Regions from separate parts of the Mus musculus genome. Here region 1 is linked to region 2. The links are chromatin loops, found by intact Hi-C in ENCODE. Cell type or tissue: left cerebral cortex. All regions are shown on one strand. Each heading gives the region's core, and the rest is flanking DNA. Links, peaks and the distances in the headings are about the cores only.

Region 1 (9,627 bases), core at 815-8,814, 52 kb after region 2:
CAAAGAACTACTTTGTTACTGTTGTTGTTTCTGACCTTGATTTTTTTTCCATTTTTTATTAGGTATTTAGCTCATTTACATTTCCAATGCTATACCAAAAGTCCCCCATACCCACCCACCCCCAATCCCCTACCCACCCACTCCCCCTTTTTGGCCCTGGTGTTCCCCTGTACTGGGGCATATAAAGTTTGCATGTCCAATGGGCCTCTCTTTCCAGTGATGGCCGACTAGGCCATCTTTTGATACATATGCAGCTAGAGTCAAGAGCTCCGGGGTACTGGTTAGTTCATAATGTTGTTCCGCCTATAGGGTTGCAGATCCCTTTAGCTCCTTGGCTACTTTCTCTAGCTCCTCCATTGGGAGCCCTGTGATCCATCCATTGTTGGAAAGATCAGGAATTCAAGGCCCATACCTAAACATGATAAAAGCAATTTACAGCAAACCAGTAGCCAACATCAAAGTAAATGGAGAGAAGCTGGAAGCAATCCCACTAAAATCAGGGACTAGACAAGGCTGCCCACTTTCTCCTGACCTTGATTTTAATTCTGACTTTTGTTTTATTCTGTAATTTTCTTTACAGTGACATTGCCACTGCTGGCTACTCAGTAGATACAGTCAATAGCAAAGGGCATATATTGTATTTTAAGTCAGTGGTATATTTACTTGATACATAGTATTTATGATAGCTCAATTTTAAATGTGTTATTTAAGAGATTCATCATTTTGGAGTGAGGTTGGCTAATTGGTAAATGGATTCTGAGAGAAGCCATACTTGTCTGATTTCTACTTCCTGGCTTGTTGGTGAACGTATTTTGATGCTTGAATCTACTTTGTTGTGCATGTTCATTTTTATCAGGCATGGGATTGGAAGTCTTTAAGGCTTGTGAGTTTCCTTGCTGGGTATGAGTATTAATTACTGTAAGGCTGTGTTAGCATACATTCAGTATTCAAAATGTGACAATTCTTCGAATTTTCTCCAGAATCTTGAGCAGTGGACGTTGAGACAGTCCTGGCTGGAGCTCCAGCTCATGATCAAACAGTGCTTGAAGGACCCTGTGAGTATATATTGACAGCACACGTGTGAACTGAATAGAAAAGCAGAATGTCATTGGTGCTTGAAAATCAAGAAGTGTGTAGACAAGTTAGCTTTCTTTTTCCTGATACTAGAGCTCTGGTTCTGTGGCCGAAATGAATAATTTGCTGGACAATATCGCAAAGGCAACGATAGAAGTGTTCCAGCAATCTGCAGACCTAAATAATAATGCCTCCAATTCTGGCATGAGCCTCTTCAACCCAAACACTATTGGAAGTGTTGATCCAAGTAGCACAAGACAGAATGGAATAAAGACATTCTTAAGGTATTTATAGTTTTGTTGGGCTACCGTTGATATTTCATATGTCACAATAGCCTTGATTAGCATAATTCATTTTTTATTAAGCTTCAGGAAATGTAAGGGAAATAATAACTTACAAGTGACAGTTTCTGTTACTCAGCCAGGTAGGAGGGAAAAGTGGGGTGAGTGATGTCTTGGCACGTTACATTTTTTGTTGTAGGTCCAGGTACCTCAGTGACACAGATGGACTTAAGTTTGATGTGTGGTATCTCTGTCTTTGGGTCATTCACTAAACATAACATACTATCTATGTGTCTTTAATGATAGTTTTGTACAAATACAGTAATTTGTATTTCATCATGAAAGACAGATTGGTTTTCATGTCATCATTTTGGTAAAAGGTAAATAGGGGGTTTTAGAATTTAAAGATCGCTTATTCCTTAGCTTGAACACAATCCCATTGCATATCATCACCATGACTGAAACGTATAGTGTTCATAGAGAGAACATATGGTGTTTCATGGTCAGAAAGGCAGGATCCATGAGTCACTGAAAACAGTTTACAATGCAAAAAATGCCTTCCCAGAAGAGCACCTTTTACTCCTCAGCAGATGTGGGTATAAAGCGTAAGCAAATGCCTGGTCTTTAGCAAAAGGAGAAAGTGCAGACATGAAATGAGAACTCTAGTCTGTGCCTTGTGCACCGGTGTTTGACTGTGGCATCTGCATCGTCTGTGAGAGCAGAGGCAGCTGCGTTCTCGGGTGTAACGCCTGTTTCTGATTTTAGTTCCTCTGAACGCAGGGGTGTGTGGCTGGTGGCCCCCCTCATCGCCAGGCTGCCAACATCTGTGCAGGGAAGAGTGTTGAAAGCCGCTGGGGAAGAGCTGGAGAAGGGGCAGCACCTGGGTTCCTCTTCAAAGAAGGAAAGAGATAGGCAGAAGCAGAAAAGGTACGCTGGCAGGTGCCTCGCGTCAAGGCTGGCATCCGAAGGACCCGGAGGAAGCCTAGAAGCCTCCATCAAAGTCACATCGCAGCCAGCTCCACGGGGTGGGGCTTGTAGAACGGCCAACTCTCTGTTTAGCAAGGATCTGTATAGGGCACCAGGTCCCATCCCTGCCTGTGTGTCCAAATCACTGCAAAGCTATTGACGTACACAGGCTTGTTGTTAATTCTGACCTGCTAGACCTTGAAATAATTACTGATTTTCATTTTCTTAATTTAGGAACCTTGTTGTAGATTTTTGATTAAAACTAGCCATAACAACTGCCAAAACTATTTCATTATTTCATGCCCAAGAAATGGTTTCACATCATTGTTTTTGAAAAACAGATCATCTCGTATTGAGGATGAATATTCATACTATACATTTGAAACCCAAGAAGTTTTAAAGAGAAAGGTCATAATTTCTTCATTCTATAAACTTAAAGATAGAGCTAATAATACTACCACAACTGAGTGTTCTTTATTGGCTACCTACAGGGCTCCTGATTCAGACATTCTGGCATAGACCTGTTCTTTAGGAAAATTTTCTTTTCACTATATCAATCAGTTTGACCAATGTTCTCTAATGGGAGATATCTTGTTAACGTGAACATTGTAAATAGAATTTTGCCCCCTTTCTAGCGGAGGCCATGGGCAGTGTCGGGGCCTGGCACACGGTGTTCCTAGCAAGTATCTTGCTTTTTGGAGGCCTCAGACCTTGTTGTGCTCCCCCCTAACTTTACCAACACTCTGCTGTTGGCCTTTGAGAAATATACAACCAAGAAACACAGGCCTCGGAAATAGTCAAGGTCCACAGAGAGCCGCTTCCTAAGGAAGAGTTTTCTCTGAGCAATCTCTCCGGTATTTTTTGTTTGTTCTTTGTTTTGTTTTTCTCTGCATACATTTATATTCTTTGTCCTGTATATTTAAAAACTTCCCCCTAGTAACAGAAAGCAAGCTCATCACATACCCTGCACGTTTCTGTTGCTTTGGGATTTCCTTCCAGAGCAATAGAGAATTGTCATTTAAAAGCTTTACCAGTGGTTTTTAATCTTGCCAGTACAGGAAGGTGTCACCTTCCCAAATGTTCTCTGGTGGTTTCCCACCCTGTCCTTCATGTAGTCGTAAATAAACAAGAGCAGTGAGTGAGTCTACTAGAAAGAGCAGCTGTTGCAGCAGGGGCAAGCCATTTTTTCTGACTAGCTCTGTTAATACTTCCTTTGCAGTATGTCTCTTTTGAGCCAGCAGCCTTTCCTCTCATTGGTCCTTACCTGCCTTAAGGGGCAAGATGAGCAACGGGAAGGCCTTCTAACATCTCTGCAGAATCAAGTCAATCAGGTAAAGCGTGGAGTACTAAACTCGGCCAGTATCTTTCTGATGGTATTCATTATTTCCCTTTTGTGATTTCATGATAGTGTCCTAATGTGACATTAGATTAATGTTCTGCCGCTGAGATGCTAAGAAACACAGTCCATGTCCCATTCTGCCTAGCATCATGGTCACCAGAAGGCCAGCAAAGCTGATGCTAATTATGCATTGAGAGATATGTAAAGACTATAAAAGTAAGTTGTTGCACACTGCTTAGCAGCTAGCTTACCGATCTCTGTTGCGCCTACCGAGAAGCAAGGAATCAAGGAAAGATGTCAGATTGGTTTTGTGAGTTGGATTATCCTGACACAAAGCCAGGTGAACCCTGCCCGGTGGCATTAAATGAGAGCTGATAACATGCACAATGGCACCAGGCTTACTCGGTTTCCTTTGTCACCACACCCACACTTTGGACAGGTCTTTTCTCTGTCTAGCTTCCAGAGGGAGCCATTTAAATACAAAGCACTCAGGGTTCTCTTCATACCTAGACTACAAATGCCAGGGCTGAACTGATAGAGCCACTCCTGATTGGGCATTTGCTGTCTCTTCCAGTGGGTTTATCCTTTCCTTCAAGCCGCTCTGGGCTGGGCCAGTGTCCTGGTTTAGGTGCCTGAGCACTTCCTTCTTTTGTTGCCTGGAAGGATCCATGTCAGATGTTAAGCAGACCTGCTCTGCCTTTCTGCGAGTCTCAGTTCACCTTGCCTCCCTTTGTCCTTGCCATAGGCATTTCTGTGTGGCCTTTTTCCGTGTGTGTGTGTGTGTGTGTGTGTGTGTGTGTGTGTAAGACTTTCTTCTCCCAGCTACCCAGGAAATTATAAAATAACTGGGATTTTGTCTGTCTGGAAGAAGAGGAAGAGTAAAAAAAAAAAATAACTTTGTTAATGTTTAAGCTAAGAAGTGTTAGCTGTTACTGTAGAGCTTCATTTTAAACCTGTAAAAGTCGTCATAGCAAAGAACAAAGGGATTTCTGTTGTTACTCTTTGTTTTTTCCCAATCTTAGATTTTAAGTAACTGGAGGGAAGAAAGATACCAAGATGATACGAAAGCCCGCCAGATGATGCATGAGGCCCTACAGCTCCGCCTGAATCTGGTAAGGATGTGGCAGACCCATTTCTGTCACACCTCTCTCTGTGTGAAAGTAATACCAGCTTTCAACATCTGTGGACAGAATCTGCATGACAGAGGGAAGCCTTCCTCTTTCTCACTCTGTACCTACTTCCTTTTCTCTTAAACCTTCTGTTTCCTTAGCTGCCGTCCTTCCTGTCTGGGTTGAATTCTAGACAGTAGAGTTGTAAGCACCTATTTGTGTTTTCCACCAGGGAGTAGAGGCTCCATCTGGCAGATCTCTCCTCCTCCTCCTGTGCAGTGCTAAGGGGAGGTCCGACAAACCTTTAATAGGAGTGTTGGCTTTCACTGTGTTCTATTTTACAACCACAGAAATCTGTCAACTCTCAATTTTTCTCAGAGACATTCTGTTAAATTGATCAGAAAAAAAAAAGACAAATCTCACAAGAATATTTTACAGAAATCTGAAAGTTTCAGCATGTTTTGTATTCCCTTAAATTTCCTCTTGACAAATCCTGAACGTGCCCTGGGCAATTGCTTTTCTGGCTTTTGGCAATCTGACCTCCCTGGGCAGTTGTTCACCTCACCTTCAGCACTCTGACCTCCTCCCAGGAGCTGGCAGACCTGTGGCAATACCTTCTCCTCCTCATTCCTTCCACGTTAAAGGGCATCTCCAGGGATATTATAGTGGCAGGCTCAGATGCAATAATAATCGAATATCACACAATTGCAGGTGATGAGACAGAGTTTTGATGCTATTCAGGTTTAACTGCAGTTATGTCTAAAACTAAGTACCATGAGAGACTGATGAGAAGAGAAAGGTAATTTTGTGACTGCCCACATTCAAGTGTTACACTTTCTGTTAAGTTTTGAATGCCTAGCCTCTGTGGAAAGAACCATAAACAGTGATAACCACATAGCTAGAAGAGACAGTTGTAGGATAATCCATAGTGTGGCTAGCAAGAACCAGTTCTTAACATCACTTCTGGTTTAACAAATCAACATTTGGGCACATATGGTAATAGGGGTAGCAATACAAAATCTTTATCATATTTTGTATGCTAGGTAGGAGGAATGTTTGACACGGTACAGCGGAGCACGCAGGGGACCACCGACTGGGCCCTCCTACTCCTCCAGATAATTACTTCGGGAACTGTTGACATGCACACTAACAAGTATGTTGGGTTTTTGTTTTGTTTTATTTTGTTTTTTATCATTTTATACCTTTTTTTTTCCCCTGCATGCATGCATGGTACAAGCTTTTGTCTACTGACAGGAAATTCTGCCACTTACTGATTTAGCTGTCATTAAAAACTTAGCACTTTCAGTAGAAATGCTTAGGCAATTCTGTGTGTCCGGGTTTTGTTTGTGAGAATAAAATGGGGTTTTCTTTCTTCTCAGTGAATTATTCACAACGGTTCTTGACATGCTGGGTGTTTTAATCAATGGAACCCTGGCTTCTGACCTATCAAGTGCTTCCCCCGGGGGATCAGAAGAGAACAAACGTGCATACATGAACTTAGTAAAGAAACTGAAAGTAAGCTTGTGATCAGCCTCTACTCTGAAATCATGTTGTTTATGGATTATTGTCTTAATTTCCTCCTCATTAATCTACATGTGTAGCTGATTCAGCAGATTGTGGTTATTTGTTATCTTACCTACTCTGTCAGTCCTTCAAAATTACAAGCATGATATTTGAACGATTTTTTTCTCTGAAAAGGTGTGCTCAAATAAAATGTGTTTTAATTTTTAAGGATTTTAAAAATGCATTATCAGATATCTAACCAAAACTCCAGTGTCAGATTTCCTTTGAACCCATGCTTGGATTTACACATGCAAGTGGGAAAAAAAAAAATGAGCTCTGCATTGAATTTGTAAATCCACTAACAGTCCTGGACATGAACGGCAAATAGACATTGCAAATACATAATCTGAAGACGTTACAGTAAAAAAGCTGATGGTTACCTTGCACTGTGACCCTGGATACGGGAAAGTGTCCGTGCGGCAGCTCCTGCTGTGTGACAGCAAATGACACTGGCGTTTTGTCATTTCAGCACTCTGATTTGTCATGGAGAACAAGACTGCCTTTGTGTGCACCCTGATTTTCTACTTGAATAGAAGAAATGAAACATTTCACCAGTCCAATTTGCAGCTGTTCCATAGACTGCGCTAAGGACTAAAGACATACTAGCCCTAAAAAAAAGGAAATGTGTCACTGGGGAACTTCCTTCTTGTTAGCTTTTGCTTCATTGTAAAGTCAGAATTTTTGCCTCACTTCTCTCTTGCTTTTACATTTTTCCCCCCTCTTTCTTCTAGAAAGAACTAGGAGACAAGAGGTCAGAAAGCATTGACAAAGTTCGACAGTTGCTGCCTTTGCCAAAGCAGACCTGCGATGTCATCACGTGTGAACCCATGGGTTCTTTGATCGATACAAAGGGAAACAAAATTGCTGGATTTGACTCTATTGATAAAAAACAGGCAAGAGTAAATGTTTTTTCCCACATATATAAATATATCTAGTTATAGAAGCCAAGTGACTTTTCTTAATTTTCAGTGGTATAATTTTTGTCATCAAAGCACAATAGCTATTGGCATTGCAAAAAGAAAAAGAAAAAAGCCATTATCTTCAAAGATCTCCCAATTAAAATGCTTATCTGGACTTCAGGGCATTTCTAGAATCTACCAAAAACTTAAGTAACAGCTTAGCATAAGAAATAAAAGTAAAATAAAATTATTATTTTACATCAGGATAGGAAACAAGCTATGTTTATATAAGAAAATGTGTGCTGATAAGAATTTTCATTTGCTGAGTAAGCAGTATTTAGTAAAACTTGTGTTACAACACTACGTAGTCTCTAAGAAGCAGTATTAGATGGGCATTTGCTTTCTATACAACGCTTTGGAAGGTTCTTTAAAATAACAGAAAGGCCAGCCTGAGTAGCCATTGGCACTGCAGCAATGGAGATGGTGGAGGGAATCCCTGCCCTTAGGGGGAAGTAGATGCACTTTTACATGCAACGGGACGTGCAGGTCAGGTCATGATGGCACCAACGGGGAACGGTTTAAGTCACACAGGCAGAGGTAGTCAGAACAGGGGTCCTACAATAGTGGACACACAGACCATCCTGACGGACTAAGTATACAGAAAAGTATAGGACAGGTGGGGAAAGTTTAAGGAAAGGCAAGAAAGGTGACTGTTAAGAGGAAAAACCATGCCACCAGAATTCAGAGTTAACTCAAATGCCATAGCAGTGTGGCCATGGGAGGGGAAAACCAGAAGTCACAATAAGGGTGACTTGGGCTTCTTTCAGAAGGCATCCAGGAGCCATTTAGATGTGAGTTCTACTCAGGAGAACGATTTCATCACATGGCAGACAGCAGTGGGTGGTGACATTACTGGTAGTGTCAGAAGAAGTCACACTTAAAGAGGAAGACAGACAAAAACAGATATGCTCACATGGGGGGCGGGGTACCTTGGCCGTTTTGAGGAGAAATGTCTTTAAATAGGTATACTTGCAAAATTACTAAGAAATGTTACCCATTAGTATTACAAATAAAAGCATGCTATTTTTCAGAAACAAAATTGAATTCCTTACCTGGATTCAGTAAAGATACCTTGGAATTGAAAGACTTAATTTGTGTTGTACCTGTTTCTGTAATTAATTTTCTCCCAAAAAATTTTATTCAGAGAAAGCCACATACATGTACATGAAATATATACTAAATTGAGTTCATACATCAGAGGCAGACTATATATTGACTTTTAAATCTTGTATAATACTAAAAATAATGGATTCCTGAGATGGTTCTAACAGCAACTTTACAGGATACTTGAGAGATTATATTTTCTACAACATACTTGAATGAGAATGTCATTTTATACTAAAATATTTTAGCTCACTTTTAGATGCCTTAAGGAGTGTCAGGTGGTACAGAGCACTGGAGAACTGAACTTGCAAAGTCCTGAACCCCAGTTCACACTGCTTAGATGAACATTCCTGTCTACTGAGTTCCCTTAGCTCGTTCCAACCTTCCAACCGCACGCTTTCAAGCTTGCCCTGTGGGTTGGGGACAGGCCAGGTTGTGTTGTCACAGAACATTCTTTTCCCACAGGGTCTCCAGGTCTCTACGAAGCAGAAAGTGTCCCCATGGGACCTGTTTGAGGGTCAGAAGAACCCAGCCCCGCTGTCCTGGGCCTGGTTCGGCACTGTCCGTGTGGACCGGAAGGTGATCAAGTATGAGGAGCAGCAGCACTTCCTTCTGTACCACACGCACACCATGCCCAAGCCCCGAAGCTACTACCTCGAGCCGCTGCCCCTACCTCCTGAGGAGGAAGAGGAAGAACTCACGTCTCCAGTTTCTCAGGAACCAGAAAGGAAATCAGCTGAGCTGTCAGATCAAGGAAAAGCTACAGCTGATGAAGAGAAGAAGACAAAGGGAAGGAAGCGTAAGACAAAATCGAGCTCACGCATCGATGTGAGTGGGGGGTGTAAGGAAAAGACGGGGTCATGGGCACCTAGTGTGGGATTTACCTACGGCCGAACTCTACACCTAGAAACATTACAAAGAATGCTAGCAGCTTTCTTACGTAGAGTTTCCTAACAAGTGTCTGTACTAACGAATGAATTCTCATAGGTGACAGGTAGAAAGCTTTTCATTTCCCACTGACCACTTTTTTGGGGGGTGGGGGTAGGGGTTTTTGGAGGAGATGTGGGATTTGTTTCTACATAACCCCAGTTGCCCTGGAACTGCTTTGTAAACCAGCCTGGCCCCAACTCAGAGATCTGCCAGCTTCTGCCACACCTGGTTCACTCTATGCTTTTAACTTCAAACTTCAGTAATGAGTAATATTATTGAGTTAATAAGCTTCATAATTTCCC
Region 2 (9,627 bases), core at 546-8,545:
TCTGTGGTAAACTCAAGCCTCTACATGCATATTCATGTGTGCCCACACATGTGCAAACACACATTCAGACACACACAGACACACATAGACACAAACACAAACACACACACACACACACACACACGAACAGTGATCCTTTTAAAGTGTCCAGCAGCAGAGTGCTGGCACACCACAGGCATTTGGGCATGGGAGTAGGGTGGGAAGGTCCTGGAACAGGAGGCCCTCGTTAACTTATAGGTCTGGGCTTATCAGCTAGCACTTCCTGGGCTGCCTGTAGCCCACACATGATGATGTTAATTTGGAAGAGGCAGGGATTGTGAGAGTAGCGATGAGAGTTATAAAACGTACAAGGCATAGATTGGGAAACTGAAGTTGTGCTTTCTCTTGAGAGTGTTGTCATTTAAGATAGGCTTAAAAGCTAGAGTCTAACTTAGGGTCCTCAGCCATGCTGAGCTCCGTGACTTCATGCAGGTGACCTAGTCTTTCAGTTTCTCAACTTCATCTCTTAAAAGGAAAGTAATGAGAACGCTTTATACGCGTCCTGGGACTGCTAAGTGATGGAATGTGTTGACAGCTTTGTCTGCCTGCCTGGTTAATAAGAAGTATGACGTAATACACTTGTTTTCAGTACTTCTGGTTTTACTCCGACTGTTGCTTCCAGTGAGCAGTCTGAATTGCCTGCAGTGTCAACATTTGCTATTAAACAGCTGATGCCCCTTGAGAGGCCTCGTCTTCCCAGGTCATCAAGTCCTTTACCTGCCCCTGCCTTGTGTCTGCCCTGCTCTCTTACTAACAATGTTGCTTTGTCTCTGGTTGATTAATCTAACCTTAGACACTCATTTCTAAGAGGGCTGGGCAGCAAGTCAGTTGTTTTTATGTAGCTCAGGGTGGTCTGAACTTTGTAACTCTCTCTGTAGACCAGGCTGGCCTCAACTTCATCCTCCTGCCTCAGCATCCTATATTTAGAAAGTAGGATTATGTGAGTCCCATGACGGCTGGATTGCCAGTCAGTTTCAATGGGAAGTACGGGCCTTCATAGACATTTAGGGGCGTGATCCTAAATGTGCAGGTCAAACTCGCGGCACCAGTGTCTCCTGAAGGCTTGCACTAAGCCTTGCTGGGCTGTGTCCAGCCGTCTGTGTTTTAGGGTCTTCTCAGCTGATTCTGGTGACCACTAAAGCACCTAGCAATTTCTAGCAATGCATCCTTTACTTTTATGATGCATATTGGGCCTCTAAATGAAGTTCAGAATGTTCAGGTTTGTTCCTAGGCCCTTCAAATGCTTTGTAACTTCTGTAGTAACTAGGGCTAGAACCTTGTAAACTCACTCCTTTCTTAGACAGCAGACACTGCATAGCCTGGGCTGTCCTGTTCTGGGTGGTTTCTCCTGTTGAACTTTGTGGGAACGGACCTGATGGGCTCCTCTTTGTCACTGGCATCCTGTCCATGTCACCGAGCTGAGAATCATCATGGCATCTCCGCCCCTCCCCTGTTCCCGTGGTAGAATAACTTCCTGTGGTTTCTCTACAATGTTCCCCTGTGTGGTAATTACACTCCCATCTTTTCCCCTCATAGAAGATGTTTGGAGGCCTCACCCTAATTATCCAGTGCAAATAATTATATCTTAGCTTTTGATAAAAGCCCACAATTTTGCTGTGAGTTCAGCTCATATACCGCATCAGAGCGCTATTTTTTAAAAAGGAGTTTTGGGGTTTATTGAGAAAGGGTCTAATACAGATTTAAGCACAGGCCTGTGGGGAAGCTGAAGATGACAGAATTATACATTGCTGTGCTCTGTCCCAGAGCAGACTAAGCATCTGAAGGCCCATCACTTCCTTCTTTTCATTCTTTGCTCCTTGTTTATGGCCAAGTTACATATCAGGCCATTCTATAAATATTCTACAGTTTTGAATCTGCCTTGAGAGCTTAGAGGTTCCCATAGGGAATGTAACTTTAAGATAGGTCTAATGCCCCTCTTCTCTAGGTTCCTGGCAACTCTGTTGTACAGAGCAGACCCTCTGCTTTTGTTGCTGTTGTTTTGAGAGAAACTTGCTGCCTGGAAAAGCGGTAGTGACTGGTGATCCCCACATAGACACTGATGCGCTGGGATTACATAAGAGTGTGCCACAACACTTGACTGGGCAATCTACTTCTGACTATGGTATTATAATGGAATGAAGTGTTTGAACTTATGAATCACAGATTGAAGTTATATCTGGAAATACCGTTCTTAAAAGTGTATATATTAGCCAGGCGGTGATGGCTTTAATCCCAGCACTTGGGAGGCAGAGGCAGGTGGATTTCTGAGTTCCAGGCCAGGCTGGTCTACAGAGTGAGTTCCAGGACAGCCAGGGTTACACAGAGAAACCCTGTCTTCAAAAACAAACAAACAAACAAACAAACAAACAAACATGTATATATGAGTTGTAAATTTATGTAGAGGCAATTGAAATTGTCATCAAAGGTAAGCTATATAAGCTATACTACCATGTATGGATTACTATTTAATAATGTGGCTCAGATACAGTTATGTGTAACACAGTATTAGGGTTTTCCTGTGACTGTGTCATGTGCTCTGTAATGGTATATAGGTTTAGTGATATGTGTAATAATACAAATGATTTCATTGTTTTATTTAAGAGACCTAGAATTCACCTAAAGGAGAGCTTTGGGATTTGTAATATGCTGCAGTTACAGGTTTGACTTACCCAGTTACTGGATAACTGGATAAAGCATTGTGTCAGTAGCCTTAAAATTCCAATGTTTGGTCTCCTTGTTTCATTTGTGCTCTTTCCTAGCCCAGGTGGGCAGCATTTCTCCTCAGCTCTAGCACGCACATGATAGGAAAGCAACTATACAGAGTTCAAGAGCTTAAGCTTCCATTTTTAAAATTTTTCTTTTTCATCTAGGTGCTGATCAGATCTAGGATCTTGTACATGCTGGGCACAGGTCCTACCACTAAGCCCCACTACCTGCCCTGGAAGCCTACTCTGTTAATGGTAAATCGATAGGAGCTGGCTGCTTTCCTTTTACTTTTATAGTGCAGTAAAATAAGACCCAGTTGGGCTAGGCATTTTGATGCATTCCTTTAGTCCCAGCACTCTACTTGGAAGGCAGGGGCAGGTGGATCTTTGTAAGTTCCAGGACAACCAGAACAAATAATGACAGCTTGTCAAGAAAAAGGGCCCCTTTTGATTTGTTTTAGCAAAATTTATTAATTGCACAGTGCATATTTAGCAAATTATCCTAAATCAATTCGATAAGTAGATGAGGAATGATGTCACACAGATGAGGAAGTGACTGGGCTGGAGGACTCGGAGGAGGTTGGGCAGGTAAGGTTACCTGGAGTAAGGGACAGCAACTTTGGGTGTCACTAATCAATAGGAACTTACAAAGTGGGTCAGATGGAAGGTTCTATGTACAGTGCAGTGCGGACCAAATGTGCCATATTAAATGGAGTTTGTAAAGGTCAAGATTAGCAAGTGATTCCAGGAAGACAAGGAAGTTCTCTTGCCTCTGTGGCTTCTGAGGCTATGGAAAGAGAGAAGCCAGGATTTCACATTACAGGCGCGGTTAGGGGAAGAGTCGTCGTGTTCTCCAGAAAACCCAGCATCACCAGCCACATATTTTAATTTTCTTAAACCCATAATGAGATCCAGGGAAGTAGATAGGCCCAAATAAAATGAATCAGGCTTTGAAAAATCTTCCCACATGAATATTACTAATGCCAGGCCAACCATCCCCTTGCTCACATGCACTAAGGATAGTGTACAACAAACATCCCGTCTAGGATATCCTTACCCCATTTCTTTTGTAAAAATGTGTGATTTTGCTGTCTTTTTACGAACCCTGTTTTTGGGAAATGTGGCTAAGAATGAAAGCAGTTAATATAAGACAGTGTGTAGCAAGGAACCTAATTTATAGATAAACAGTGAGGGAAATAAGTATTTTCCAACAGGATGCAGATGCTGTTGCCCAGGAAGGTTTTGCTGACTAAACACTTCCCCTCTCTGGATTGCACATGGCTGTGAACTGGCTTTGCCTGTTGCATGTGCCTCTCTTCTGGTGCTCTGTTTAGATGTAGGAGCAGCCCTTTGCACTTGTAAGGAGGAAATCTTTTGAGATGCCTGGGGTTATTTTGACCAACCCACTTTGGTTCCTCAGACTGCATCTCTTTGAGCCCCCACCTTAGCCTTTCCACACAGGCACTGGATATGCAAGTTGGTTGGTTTCTGTTCACAAGTGTCAGCATTCTGAAGGCTGTAAAAGCCAGCCTGGTGTTTTAGGAATTATGTGTGTGAGAGATGGTGGGGTGGTAACTAGAAGGAAGATTTTTCAGGCAAACCTGTTTCCCATTAACCTTTTCCATAGTACATGAATGCCCTTGAAAAGGTGACATCTAGTGGCCATTTGCTGTATTACATGGTCTCTTAATTTATCCTGCTTATAAATACGTCTATGTGGTTAAAATGGGCATAATGTTTTTCCATACACTAGGATAATAAAATGTAGGGAACTGTTTGTTCCCCTCTTTTTTCCTGTAATGCTTAAATGAGGTCTCCACATAAATGATCTTTTGAAATCCCATCCATAAATAGACGTGAGGCCATGCGTGAAATTAACCTGTGGGACACAGTGGTCAGGCTAGGGTGATGTTGTCTGTCTGACTACTGTGGTGGTCTTCGCTTGATCCTGCTGTTCTTGCCTTTCCCCATCTCACACATGGCACCTTTTGTGTGAACTTCTTGCATAAAATTATGTATATTAAGGGGTCCATACAAATGTTAGTTGTTGCCAGAAAGAGAGTTGCTTCTTTAGCAATAAACAGCTGGTTTTCTAACCTACAGTCAGTCTTATTGGTGGTTTGACTGTAAGTGTATGGTATTCTGACAAAATGCAGTGGGGCAAAGCAGACAAAGAAGACAGCCATGACGATAAATACCTTCACCTCCAGCCGCTTGTGCCTGCTGTCCTTACTCCTAAACTTCCTATAGGAGTTGTACACCTTTTTGGTAATCACCGCATAAAACAGAAGCATCAGAATAAACACAGCCCAGAAAATGAACTGGCAGGTGTGACTGACCACCTGATGCCACCACAGCCCAAGGGGACTCTTCAAAGATGCACACTTCTTCACGGATGATGGCGTTGCCTCCTTGTTCAAGATCATGTTTGGCAGGGAGATGAAGAACATCAGGGACCAGACGGAAATGGAGACTGTTTTTGCGAAAGCCGTCTTTTTGACAAAGGTTTTCCTGAACGGCATGATGATCTTGAGGAACCTGTCGAAAGCGATGAGGCCCAGCATCATGATACCCACATACATCGTCTCATAGAAGACCACGGAGGAGAGCGTGCACACAAATCCTCGGAGCTGCCAGGGCGCAAGGTGTGAGTCGGAAAGGATTTTGAAAGGCAGCATGAGTGCCATTATCAAGTCTGCCACCAGAGTGTTCTTGAGGTAGACGATAAAGGTGGAATTGCTGGGGATGTGGACGAACACCCAGAGGGCCACGGTGTTCAGCAGGATGCCTGCCAGGAAGACCACAGTATAGAGAACCGGGAACAGCAGCTGTGTCATCCGAGTGTCCCTGGGGCACCGCTCAGACTTGTTGAAGCCCTGCATCCCAGTGGTGTTGATTGTCCCGAGCATCAGCTATTACACATAAACATGCACACAGAGAAAGATTACACATAAGCAGGCATACAAAGGAAGGTAAACAAAGGGTCCTTGTGGATTGGCAGATAACTACTTCTTGTAAAAACAAACTTACTATTTAACTCATTCAGCGGATTTGATTCTTTGGCTAGAGCTTTTTTGAGCACATAGCTTAGTTTTGTTGCTGTTGTTGTTTGGTTGGTTTTTGTTCAGTTTAGTTTTGTTTTATAAAGTCCTGTTAATGTCTACCCTTGTGAAGTCCAAATAGCAAGCACCAATCACTACACGGCGGTGACAGAACCTAATTTAAGATGTAAGAGTACAGGGTAGTGTGTCATGCGTTATGAAGTACCTTATGCTTGCAGCCCGTGATTACAGAATATTATATTTAGATTTCTAGAAAATTTAACCACCTTTTACCTTTTATAGCAAGCAAATTCATAAGAAAAATTAAACTGACCTTTGTTTTGGAAGAGACTCAGCTGTATGAGTTGTGGCAGTTACTAGCTCAACCCACGAATAGCTTGTGAAGTAAAGGTTCTGCTTTCTTATACTGCTTTTCCTTCCTCATTTCCCCTTGTGGGCTTCTGTAATACCCACATTTTCTAGAACCTCTTTGTCTTTAGACCTTTGGAGCATTTACCAGTAGTTATTGGTTGCGTGTTCTGAGTATTGAATCCAGTGCTGTCACCGGCTCTGCAGGCACGCCACCACGCCATATTCTTAACATGTGGTCTATTTTATTATATTAAATTATATGTGTAAGGGCGCATATGCATTCAGGTGCCCTCAGAGGCCAGAAGTGTTGGATTCCCTGGAGCTGGGGTCCAAGGTGACTGTGAGCTGCCTGGAGTGGGTGCCAGGAAAATCCCTTTAACCGCCGAACTATTTCTCTAGGCCCAGTGTTTTACTTTTTATTATTCACATTCAGCGACCTTATTGAATACTTCATATGTAATAGTAGGAGTTAAAATGATGAAGAAAATAGTATGAAATTACAATCAAGTAGGAGGAGAAGACTTGATCTGAAAATCAAATCATCTTCTGTCCCTTACAGCCTGGGCGTGCAAGAAGTTTGTATGTCTAAGGCTAGGCTTTGGTTGTTGGTTGCTTGTTTGTTTTGCTTTGTTTCCTTTCTTCAGACATTGCTGTTAGTCTTTTGATCCCTAGATCTGTGGCAGATTATGAGTCACATTTCCCAAGAAGTGGTAGCTATTATTCCTGGACCTCTGCATTATTCGGTATTATGTTTAAACAAATGTTTTAAGAGCTATATACCTCATTCTCTCATGTAGCAAGTTTGAAATCATCATCTACTTCATAGGAGTGTGGGGGAGGGGGACCGATGGACCGACCCAGGGCACATCAGTGAAAGCTAAACATGCCAGCCGCTCATTGCTTGGGTTCCTTGAATTGCCCAGTTTGAGTGGAGCTACAGTGTGGCACTTTTAGGAAGCCCTTTTGGGAAACCACCTCCATTCTTGAGACTTAGAGAAGTTTTGAATCAGGGCTGGCCTCAGATTGGTACAGTGTTTCGTTTTAAATCTCAGGGAGTGTGCAGAAAGTTACAATGTGTGACAGTCTGCTTCCCTGCCCGACAGATGAAGGGAAAGAGGAAATCAGATGATCCTGGGGAGGATGTGTGGTTCTCTATGGCAAGTTTCACTTCACCGTTCTTGCCACGCGCTTACCGTAGAGATGGACCGTCTTCAGGGTTTGGCTAACTAGTAATTCCTATATTACTTGGTTGAGAATTTGGAATCCATTGATTCCACATTTGAACATTTTAAAATGAAATGTACTGTGTTTCCAGGGAACGTTGGTTAACTCTAGGGAATAAATGGCACATTGTAAAAATTTTCTTTTTGGCTAAAATATGTTAGGATTTACTGATGTAATGCCCCTTAACTTAAATATATATCCTTTTGCTTTATAAGAGGATAAAAACCTAGCAAAATCAATATTTTAAAGTAGGTTTATTGTTAATTTTAACCATAAACACAGTCAATTTTAAATTTCTCAATAGCCCCCAATCCAATATAACATTGAAGGTCTGGAAATTTTTACTTTAAACAAGGGAAATTCTGTACAGGATAATTTCATAATATGAGAAGTAGAAATCACATTTTGGTCAAATTTCAAAATGCCAAATGTGGGAAACTTTGAAAAGAGGAACTGATCAGCAATGGACATTTCTAGGGTCACAAAGGTACATTCTTTTGGTTGTGAAATACATATTTATTGTGAGTGTGTGAGTGTGTGTGTATGTGTGTGTGTGTTTTCCTTCAGTGGGTTAGTTATATCTTTCCAACATGTGGGTTTCATGGATTGAGCTCTGCATGGTCATGGTTGGTCTTCTCTAGCTGAGTCATCTTCATAACTACTACACACTTGTTAAATGAGAGCTCCCCTTGGTAAGTTCCTTAGCTGATATTTGTTGGAAAGCCTGTTCCTCTTGGAAGGGCCTCTCTGCACGCTGCTCCCTAGGCCTGTGTGGAAGTGCCATCTCCAAGCTGCGGGCCGTAGCTCCAAGGGCTTGTCCACCTGTCGCTTTTTGTTCCCCTCATTTGGGAAGTTATTTATACTCACTCTGAAATACTTGCCCCCTTTTTATGATGAAATACACAACAGTGTCCTTTTCATATAGTTAGGGGTAAAAGAACGTCCATCATATGCTCACAGTGAGGCCTGTCATGGACGATGTCATGCGAGCTTCCTCAGTCAATGAAAAAGAAAATAGGAATACTGTGGGCTTATTAGTTCACGAAGGCCGGGAAGGAAGAACTAAAAAACAAAAAACAAACAAAAACAAACAAACAAACAAACAAACAAAAAAACCCCATGCATTGAAAAGTTTCAGTGTTTAGGAGCCTGCTGAATAATTTAAAGACTGGAATAAATTAAAGACTGGAATTCTAATATGCACTAAGAATAGACTCAAAGTAATAAAATAAAAATAGCTATGGTATTATAGGTAACTATGTTATCACAGCCCTTACAATAACAACATAGTCCAGTCTTATTTTAGATGTGAAAATCAAAATGAAGAAATTAAGCACCTTCCCAAAATAGTGTTAATAGAGACCACCACTAACTCACCACTGGCCCTAGAATTTGCACTTAGAGCCTGCCTTGTCCCAACCCCACCACACCCCTGAGAGAGCAGCTGGAGTGGTTCACTTCATCCTGAAGTCCTTATGCCAAGAGTCAATGATTGATACAGGAAAAAGAAGCTGAACGGACACTCAGTTCTGTCTGGTACACACTCAGGTCTAAGGTTAAATTTGTAAATTGTCCAACCAGTATGGTCAGATGGGACAAACTGGTCTGTAATGGAAGTTGCCTACACCTACTTCCTTTGCTAGACCTCCAGGATTCCTGAGCTGGATCAAGGCAAAGAGCAAAGGGACTTCTGGTGATGTAGTTAACATGCATCATATAATAACATTAGAAATGTTGAGATGTTTGCTTTCATTTTCACTAAGGATGTAAGTTGAAGTGGGAACTCAAATATTCCTAGGAGAGAACTCTTATTTACTCTGAAATCTACTGAGGTACTTTCCTTAGAGCATGTGAATTTTTTAAAACTTTCCAATTAGGGTAACCAAAAGTGATAATGAGTTAAATACACTATGTAGTTTACAAGCAGATGTCCTGAAGTGAAAATCAGTATTAGAAAAATCTCTTCAGAAACAGGCAATAAATTCACAGCAATACTTGAAATGCTTAATATTTAGTTACAAGGATTTTGTCATAAAAGAAAGCATATGTTTTAAAGATGAAATACATAGGAGATGACGCAGTAGGTAAAGCACTTGCCACACAAGCATGGAAGAATAAACTTAGATCTCCTGAGCCCATATAGAAGTAGACACAGTAATGTGTATATGTAATTCTGTCATTCGTATTGCGAGATTGGGGATATGGAAACAGAATTCCTTAGAAGCATGCAGAGTGGTTGGTCTGGT

Evidence for each region. A loop is a pair of places that touch in the nucleus more often than their neighbours do. Peaks named below come from ENCODE experiments on the same cell type or tissue, not always from the same donor. Only the 100,000 strongest peaks of a DNase experiment are listed, where the experiment ranks them.
Region 1: a loop joins it to region 2, with 2.3 times the contacts of the local background. A loop is called at or near these places in 2 of 42 quality-filtered maps.

What each region holds. Positions count from the first base shown.
Region 1 is chr3:59,256,062-59,265,688 of GRCm38, forward strand. Med12l (mediator complex subunit 12-like) reads left to right here. Exons shown (of 44, transcript NM_177855.3): 28 at 981-1,055; 29 at 1,168-1,358; 30 at 2,121-2,282; 31 at 3,541-3,652; 32 at 4,683-4,772; 33 at 5,813-5,922; 34 at 6,149-6,284; 35 at 7,064-7,225; 36 at 8,861-9,223. It overlaps P2ry12 (purinergic receptor P2Y, G-protein coupled 12), which reads right to left and starts at 6,924. Exons shown (of 5, transcript NM_001357008.1): 1 at 6,713-6,924. In left cerebral cortex, for the core only: no CTCF peak of the experiment used is centred there; DNase peaks (open chromatin) are centred at 2,054, 2,308, 4,219, 4,895 and 2 more places; H3K4me3 peaks cover 359 bases; H3K27ac peaks cover 2,892 bases.
Region 2 is chr3:59,204,703-59,214,329 of GRCm38, forward strand. The region is part of intron 15 of Med12l (mediator complex subunit 12-like); the gene reads left to right. It overlaps P2ry13 (purinergic receptor P2Y, G-protein coupled 13), which reads right to left and starts at 6,180. Exons shown (of 2, transcript NM_028808.3): 1 at 6,120-6,180; 2 at 3,190-5,656. The coding sequence starts at 5,653. The coding sequence ends at 4,640. In left cerebral cortex, for the core only: CTCF peaks have their summits at 4,403 (motif pointing left) and 5,431; DNase peaks (open chromatin) are centred at 576, 1,811, 2,068, 4,392 and 2 more places; H3K27ac peaks cover 339 bases.